2 separate regions of the Homo sapiens genome follow, and region 1 is linked to region 2. The links are chromatin loops, found by intact Hi-C in ENCODE. Cell type or tissue: natural killer cell. All regions are shown on one strand.

The links. Hi-C counts contacts between places; a loop is a spot of excess contacts. Peaks named below come from ENCODE experiments on the same cell type or tissue, not always from the same donor. Only the 100,000 strongest peaks of a DNase experiment are listed, where the experiment ranks them.
Region 1: a loop joins it to region 2, with 10 times the contacts of the local background. A loop is called at or near these places in 4 of 110 quality-filtered maps.

What each region holds. Positions count from the first base shown.
Region 1 is chr4:139,413,947-139,417,946 of GRCh38, forward strand. No RefSeq gene overlaps it. Among named protein-coding and RNA genes, the nearest start is that of RAB33B-AS1, 38 kb to the right of the region's middle. In natural killer cell, CTCF peaks have their summits at 2,328 (motif pointing right) and 2,529; a DNase peak (open chromatin) is centred at 2,345.
Region 2 is chr4:139,028,576-139,032,575 of GRCh38, forward strand. The region is part of intron 1 of NOCT (nocturnin); the gene reads left to right. LOC124900780 (a long non-coding RNA gene) reads right to left here. Exons shown (of 2, transcript XR_007058274.1): 1 at 719-4,000. Among named protein-coding and RNA genes, the nearest start is that of NOCT, 15 kb to the left of the region's middle. RefSeq lists an enhancer at 2,178-3,002. In natural killer cell, CTCF peaks have their summits at 2,221 (motif pointing right) and 2,421; a DNase peak (open chromatin) is centred at 2,256.

The DNA.
Region 1 (4,000 bases), 390 kb after region 2:
ATGATGCCCTTTGTGTTTGATCCACAAAAAGGGAGACATCCAGAGCTGAAGAGTTTTCCCTGAGAATTTTGTCAAGAGCTAGAAGAGAAAGGGGAAGAAGTACATGAACAACTGCATATGGTGATATTCACTCTTAAGTCTGCTATACAGAAATTTAAGGGGTGGGGGGCGGTGGTTATAGTGTGGAGCCAGGAACCCAAGGAAGCCTATCCATAGTTCCACATCGCTGATGTAATTCTTAGTATATGGACACTTGAACAATTCAATATATTAATAAGTCTAAATTTCTATCTGGACAAGGGTCTGGGGTAAGGAGCTGGGGGTATTTTGTTTCCTTATATGTTGCGGGAAGTCAGGGACCCCAAATGGAGGGACCGGCTGGAGCCGTGGCAGAGGAACATAAATTGTGAAGATTTCATGGACATTTATCAGTTCCCAAATAATACTTTTATAATTTCTTATGCCTGTCTTACTTTAATCTCTTAATTCTGTTATCTTCGTAAGCTGAGGATGTACATCACCTCAGGACCACTGTGATAACTGTGTTAACTGTACAAATTGATTGTAAAACGTGTGTTTGAACAATATGAAATCAGTGCACCTTGAAAAAGAATAGAATAACAGCGATTTTTAGGGAACAAGGGAAGACAACCATAAGGTCTGACTGCCTGCAGGGTCAGGCAAAAAGAGCCATATTTTTCTTCTTGCAGAGAGCCTATAAACAGACATGCAAGTAGGAGAGATATCGCTAAATTCTTTTCCTAGCAAGGTATATTAATATTAAGACCCTGGGAAAAGAATGCATTCCTGGGGGGAGGTCTATAAATGGCTGCACTGGGAGTGTCTGTCTTATGTGGTTGAGATAATGACGAAATATGCCCTGGTCTCCTGCAGTACCCTCAGGCTTATTAGGATTGGGAAACTCCATCCTGGTAAATTTTTGGTCAGACCGGTTCTCTGCTCTCGAACCTGTGTTTTGTTGTTTAAGATGTTTATCAAGACAATACATGCACCGCTGAACATAGACCCTTATCAGGAGTTCTGCTTTGCCCTTGTCCTGTTTCCTCAGAAGCATGTGATCTTTGTTCTGCTTTTTGCCCTTTGAAGCATGTGATCTTTGTACCTACTCCCTGTTCATACACGCCCTCCCCTTTTGAAATCCTTAATAAAAACTTGCTGGTTTTGAGGTTCGGGTGGGCATCATGGTCCTACCGATATGTGATGTCACCCCTGGTGGCCAAGCTGTAAAATTTCTCTCTTTGTACTCTTTATTTCTCAGCCGGCCAACACTTATGGAAAATAGAACCTCCGTTGAAATATTGGGGGCGGGTTCCCCTGATAATTATACTTCTCTCAGTAAATGTTCATACTGTCTTTACTGTCTTTTCGCTCCCTCCCTCCTTTCCTTCCTTTCCTTTCCTTTCCCTCCCTCCCTTCCTTCCGGACAAGGGTCTTGGGGCATTTTGTTTCCTTATACTTCTCTCAGTAAATCAATCAATCCTTCCCTTTTTTTTTTTTTTTTTTTGAGACAGAGTCTCGCTCTATCCCCTGGCTGGAGTGCAGTGGTGTGATCTCGGCTCACTGCAACCTCCACCTCCCAGTTTCAAGTGTTTCTCATGCCTTAGCCTCCCAAGTAGTTGGGATTACTTTAGTAAAGACATGGTTTCGCCAGGCTGGCCTCGAACTCCTGACCTCAGGTGATCTGCCCACCTCAGCCTCCCAAAGTGCTGGGATTACAGGCATAAGCCACCACACCTGGCCTATACTGTCTTTTCATCCATGAGAAACATAACACAAAGACTGGGCATATGCTAAGAGTTGTCACCAAAACACTGAAGGAACGGACAAGGAAAGGGCAAGGGTACGTAGTGGAAGGGGCAGGGGCAATTAATGGGCTAAGAAGGTACAGTACAGAAGGTTCAGGAGAGGGAGGTAAAACTCAGAATCACTGGCTGTATCCCAACTATACAGCCTTGGGTAAGTTGCTTACTTTTTCTGAGCCTCAGGATCCTCATCTGGTAAGTAGGGATAAGTGAGAGTAAAAATAGGACCAACCTCATAGGCTCCTGTGACAATAAAATGATATAATCCATTTGAAGTACTTAGCAAAACGGCTCAACAAATGTTTGCTACTATTATTAAATTTCACTAACAGTGCAACTTCAGACAAGTGGCTTAAAGTCTTTGCCCTTTATTTCTTCAGCTACAAAATGATGGATAGAACCAGGTGATACTGAAGATTTCTTTATAACTTTATATAATTATGATGTTACGTGCATTGTACTCAAGGTGGTAGAAAAGAAATTAGAAATCTCCCTTGGTTGCCACCAGGTGGCAGTAATGAGGAATTTAAGTACCATCCCATTTTGGGGAAAGCATACCATTTTTCAGTGTACAGATGCAGAACTATTGTTAACATTTTGATATATAATCTTCCATCTAGGTTTTTTTCTTCACAGGTATATGCCAATTTTTATTTTACAAAAATGTGGATAGTATTAGACATCTGTTTTGTAATCAGCTTTTTAAAAAACATAACAATATATGGCGATCACCTTCCATATCAATTAATGTAGTTCTACATCATGCTTAAGAGCTCTGTGGTATTCCACAGGAATTTATTTAAACCATACTTGGTTAAAACCATCCTCTACTTGTCAAACAATCAATGTTTTTAATTGGATTGGCATTATAACATTATAGACAATGTTTCAATAAATATCTTAGCCATATACTATCTAGTTATTTCTCAGGGAAATTTTCCAGAAGTGGAATGTCTGGGCAAAGGGTATGTACTTAAAAAAAAAACTTTTAATATATACCACCCATTTGTCTTTTCCTATATAGGTTTTTGTGTCTAATAGAGCAAGGTCCCTTATCGATGCCTTTCTTCAAAATATGAATTGGCTATTCTGAAGCATTTATTCTTCATGGTGAAATTTACAATCATTTTGTCAAATTTGCCCCTTCCTTTCCTCCAAAAATTCCACTGGAATTTTGACTGATATTGTGTCCATTTTATAGATTAACTTGAAGAGAGTTTGCATTATTACAATATTATGTCTTTCCATCCAGCAGCATGGTACTCTCCTCCATTCATCCATTTCCTCTGTCGGTAAATTTGAGTACTATTTACCATTTAGTTTACTTCTGAATATTTTATATTTTTTATTACCATTACTGGGTTTTTTTGTCCTTTTTGTTTTTTTTGTTTTGTTTTGTTTTGTTTTTTTGAGACAGGGTCTCACTCTGTCACCCAGGCTGGAGTGCAGTGGTAAAATGTCGGGTCACTGCAACCTTTGCCACCCGAGTTCAAGTGATTCTCTTGCCTCAGCCTCCCAAGTAGCTGGGATTACAGGCACATGCCACACCAATTTTTGTATTTTTAGTAGAGATGGGGTTTCACCTTGATTGCCAGGCTGGCCTTGAACTCCCGACCTCGGATGTTCTGCCCACCTCGGCCTCCCAAAGTGCTGGGATTACAGGCATGAGCCACCACGCCCAGCAGAATTACTGATTTTTTAATTGGTCACATTACTAGACTTGTTTAATGGTTCTAATATTCTTCAGTTTATCCATCCACTCTACAAATATTTATTGAGTGTGTACAATGTGCCAAATGCTATTCTGGGTCCTGGAAATAGCAGTAATAAATCTGTTCTCCAGGTCTTTATATCCTACAGAGAGGAAATACTAAACAGAGAAATATATGACAGGTGGTGATAAGTGCTAAGGAGGTGGTGGTCGGGAAAAGCATAGAAAGGAGGATGGAAAGTGACCAGGAAAGATATTCTTTCAGATAATGTATTAAAATAAGCCCCCTCTGATGAGCTGAAGTTTGAGGAGACACCTAAAGTGATGTTGCTTTTCTTGGATTTTCCTGGTAGATATTTACTTATATCACTATGCTCTTTCCCAGTCACAGCAGGATTTCCAAGCTCCTGGAGATTGCCTGTCCAGTGGCAGCAACACCAAAGACTTAGACTGTAAAGAAAGCCTC
Region 2 (4,000 bases):
AGAATGGGCTGCTGTGTGCGCCTGGGGCTAGGCAGGACAGCTGCATCGCTGTTGCCCTGAGGCAGTATCAGCACAGCTGGAGATGCTGACGAGCAGCAGTCCAAGGTGCAGGTAACTTTCTCCAGGGCCAGCCCCCTTACTAGTTGTTCAATCTAGAGAAAGCTGTGCAGATACCCACTTCACCAGATTTGGGACAGAATAATGAAAATACATGGAAGCAGTCTGGCACATTATCTCGAATGTTAATAATAGCCTTCTCTTTTTGTTTTGTTTTGTTTTGTTTTGAGACTGAGTCTTGCTCTGTCGCCCAGGCTGGAGTGCAGTGGCGTGATCTCGGCTCACTGCAACCTCCTCCCAGGTTCAAGCAATTCTCCTGTCTCAGCCTCCCGAGTAGCTGAGATTACAGGCACCCACCACCACATCCAGCTAATTTTTGTATTTTTAATAGAGACGTGGTTTCACCATGTTGGTCAGGCTGGTCTCAAACTCCTGACCTCAAGTGATCCACCCACCTTGGCCTCCCAAAGTGCTGGGATTACAGGCGTGAGCCACCACGCCCAGCTGAATAATAGCCTTCTCTTTATGCCTAGGAAAAAAGTGAGTTTTACAGAATGAAACAGAATAGCTAACATTTAGCTAATCACTTAGGATGTGCCAAGTACCTCTTGTTTAACTAAATTAATCCTCACAGTAACCAAATAAAATAGATTACACTTACCTATATGAAGAAGATAATGAAGAAGCAGAGAGGTAAATAAGTTATTCAGGATCCTATTAGTAAACAGTGGAGCCAGGATTTGGATTCAGGCAGCCTAACTTGAGTCCTTGCTTTAAGACTTTCTTGCCTCTGCGGAACCGCAGGCCGAACTTCCTGGAGAGAGCTGAGGCTTTAGCTATGAGGCTCAGTACTCGAGGCAGGCCTGTCATATTCAGTCAGTGGCACTCAATAACAGACTTGGAGACTGGTCGGTCACTAACTAAAATATTTGACTCCTGCCAGAAAGTAATACCTTCTTAACTTGGCACTTAGTTTATTTTTATTTTTATTTTAAATTTAATATAAGAGATGGGGTCTCACTACATTGCCCAGGCGGGTCTCGAGTTCCTGGGCTCAAGCGATCCTTCTGCCTAAATTGGCACTTAGAATCCAGTCTCTAGGATCTGGAAATTCATGTCATATAAGCCCACATCATGCAAAATTTGAAGGTGGCTGCATTCATTTGCCAGATGGACCTTCAGGGGACGTGTCACATTGTTTGAGTTTTGATTTTCTAGCTGATGGGTGCGCACACCACAGTTTCACAAAAATTTAGAAAGAGTTACTTTTTTTCTTTTTGAGACAATCTTGCTCTGTCACCCAGGCTGGAGTGTAGTGGTGCAATCTTGGCTCACTGCAACCTCTGCCTTCCAGGTTCAAGCGATTCTCATGCCTCAGCCTACTGAGTAGCTGGGATTACAGGGCTGCCACCACGCCCAGCTAATTTTTTTGTATTTTTAGTAGAGACAGGGTTGTTGGCCAGGCTGGTCTACTGACCTCAGGTGATCCACCTGCCTTGCCCTCTCAAAGTGCTGAGACTACAGGCGTGAGCCACCGCGCCTGGCCTAGAGTTACGTTTAATGGTGACTTAGGACCTCATTACACTTTTGAACCTTAGTGTTCTTATCTATAAAGTGGTGTAAATAATGGCCAACAGGTTCTTGAGCAGGTAACTGGTTACAGCAAGTAAAAATGCTTGGTATACCATAAAATGCTCCACCAATAAAAGGTGGTCCTCCATCAGTGTTTGACAGAATTTCTTGGTACTTTGCTGTCACTTGCCATCTTTTATTAACATTGTTTAAAGCACTGGGCTGGATCCTGGGGGAAATGGTAAATAAGGGAAACAGTCCCTGCCCTTGGGAGGCTTAAAGTCTCATGAGTAAAGGACAGAGATTGTGGTGCAAATATCCAAGGGTACCCTAAGTAGGAGAAATGGGCCAGGTATAAGAAAAGGAGAGCCATTGGTTGATCCATAGAGCTAAGCCTGGTTGCTATGAATCTTTATTGATTCCTTCAATATATATTAAATAAATATATTGTATATCCAACATCCAGGCTGCTTTATGTTGGTGGTTATCTTGTGTGAATTCTCGTTTGTATTGAAGATGGCCAGGTATTCTGGAACCTACTCTAAGAAGGCTAATGAAAATCAGCTGCTAAATTAGCTTAGTTTTTGTGAGGTGTTCAACACGCATGGCCAGTAGATGGCAGCATTGGATTGCTGTTTCAGAGATGCCTTCTTGTGCCATTGATGGCTTAGTTTTTGTGTGTTGTGTGTGCTTCTAGGTTTCCTCGGGCGGAGGTTGATCAGCTTCCATAGCTTCCCAGGTGCGTACTCAAGATAATCCTGGCTTTTGCTTGGTTTTTAATCAGCGTTTTTGCCAGGCCACCGTTTCAAGATACTAAACGCAAACTGTGAGAGAAGTAATTAGACGCTGAATGGTTTGGGCAAAGCCTAGAACAGGCAATTGGTGGGCAGCTAGAGGAAGGAAACCTGTGTGGAGCTGTGGAGAGTGGTCGGCCCTGAGTGACTGCTTTCTTTTTTTTTTTTTGAGATGGAGTCTCGCTCTGTTGCCCAAGCTGGAGTGCAGTGGCGCGATCTCAGCTTACGGCAGGCTCTGCCTCTGGGGTTCACGCCATTCTCCTGCCTCAGCCTCCTGAGTAGCTGGGACAACAGGCACCCACCACCATGCCTGGCTAATTTTTTGTATTTTTAGTAGAGACGGGGTTTCACCATGTTGGCCAGGATGGTCTCGATCTCCTGACCTCGTGATCCACCTGTCTTGGCCTCCCAAAGTGCTGGGTTTACAGGTGTGAGCCACCACGCCCGGCCTGCCCTGAGTGATTCCTTAGTGCTATTAGGAGTGCTTGGAATGGTGGGCCAAGTCAGTTTGGGTCTCGACTGTTGGGGTTGTCATCCAGCATTCTAATTATTGATGTGAAGGTGTTTCATTGCAGCCCGACCATTTTCCTTATGGTCGCATTCTTAGGAACTTGAATTGTGATCTGCCTAGATTGCTTTAGTAGTGTGTAGTAATTGGTAGTATTAAGGGTGTACATATATTCAAATATATTTGTGATTAGCCCACTTGTGGGTTTTGTTTTGTTTTGTTTTAGAGGGAGTCTCACTCTTGTTGCCCAGGCTGGAGTGCAGTGGCATGACCTCAGCTCACTGCAACCTCTGCCTTCCAGGTTCAAGAGATTCTCCTGCCTCAGCCTCCCAAGTAGCTGGGAGTACAGGCGCCCGCCACCACGCCCGGCTAATTTTTGTATTTTTAGTAGAGATAGGGTTTCACCATGTTGTTCAGGCTCGTCTCGAACTCCTAACTTCAGGTGATCCACCCACCTTGGCCTCCCAAAGTGCTGGGATTACAGGGGTGAGCTACCACGCCCAGCCTCCCACTTGTGGTTTTTAGGAAAGTAAAGGTATTGCCAAATGGGAGTTTACATACTTGCTACTGTGTTTCAGAAATCTAAATAATCTGAATTCTCTGGCAGTTCTTCAAAGGCTGTTTATAAAAGTAAGAAGAGTTATATTCTTATACAGTAAAATAGCAGTGAGGGCTTAGCAATAGTGGTACAAGGAATTAAGACATCCAGTTTTAAATGTATGTAAAAATGTGCTTATAGAATTAGTCAGTGGCAGGGGGATGGGGTGATGTTGCTAAATGGACACTAGGCAGAAGAGATAAAGCTATTTAATGTGCCTGTTAACTATATGAATTCTGTAACTTGTGTGTTGCATTGAGAGTTATGGCTGGCCCATTGCCGTGACTCATGCCCAGTCCCAACACCTAGGGAGGCTGAGGTAGAAAGATCACTGAAGGCCAGGAGTTTGAAGCCAGCCTGGGACGCTTAGTGAGATCTCGTCTCTACTTTTTTAAAAAAAAATTTAATAAAAAAATAAAATGAGAATTACTGTGTTTGTGAAAAATGAATTGTGAGCAGAAGCCAAATATG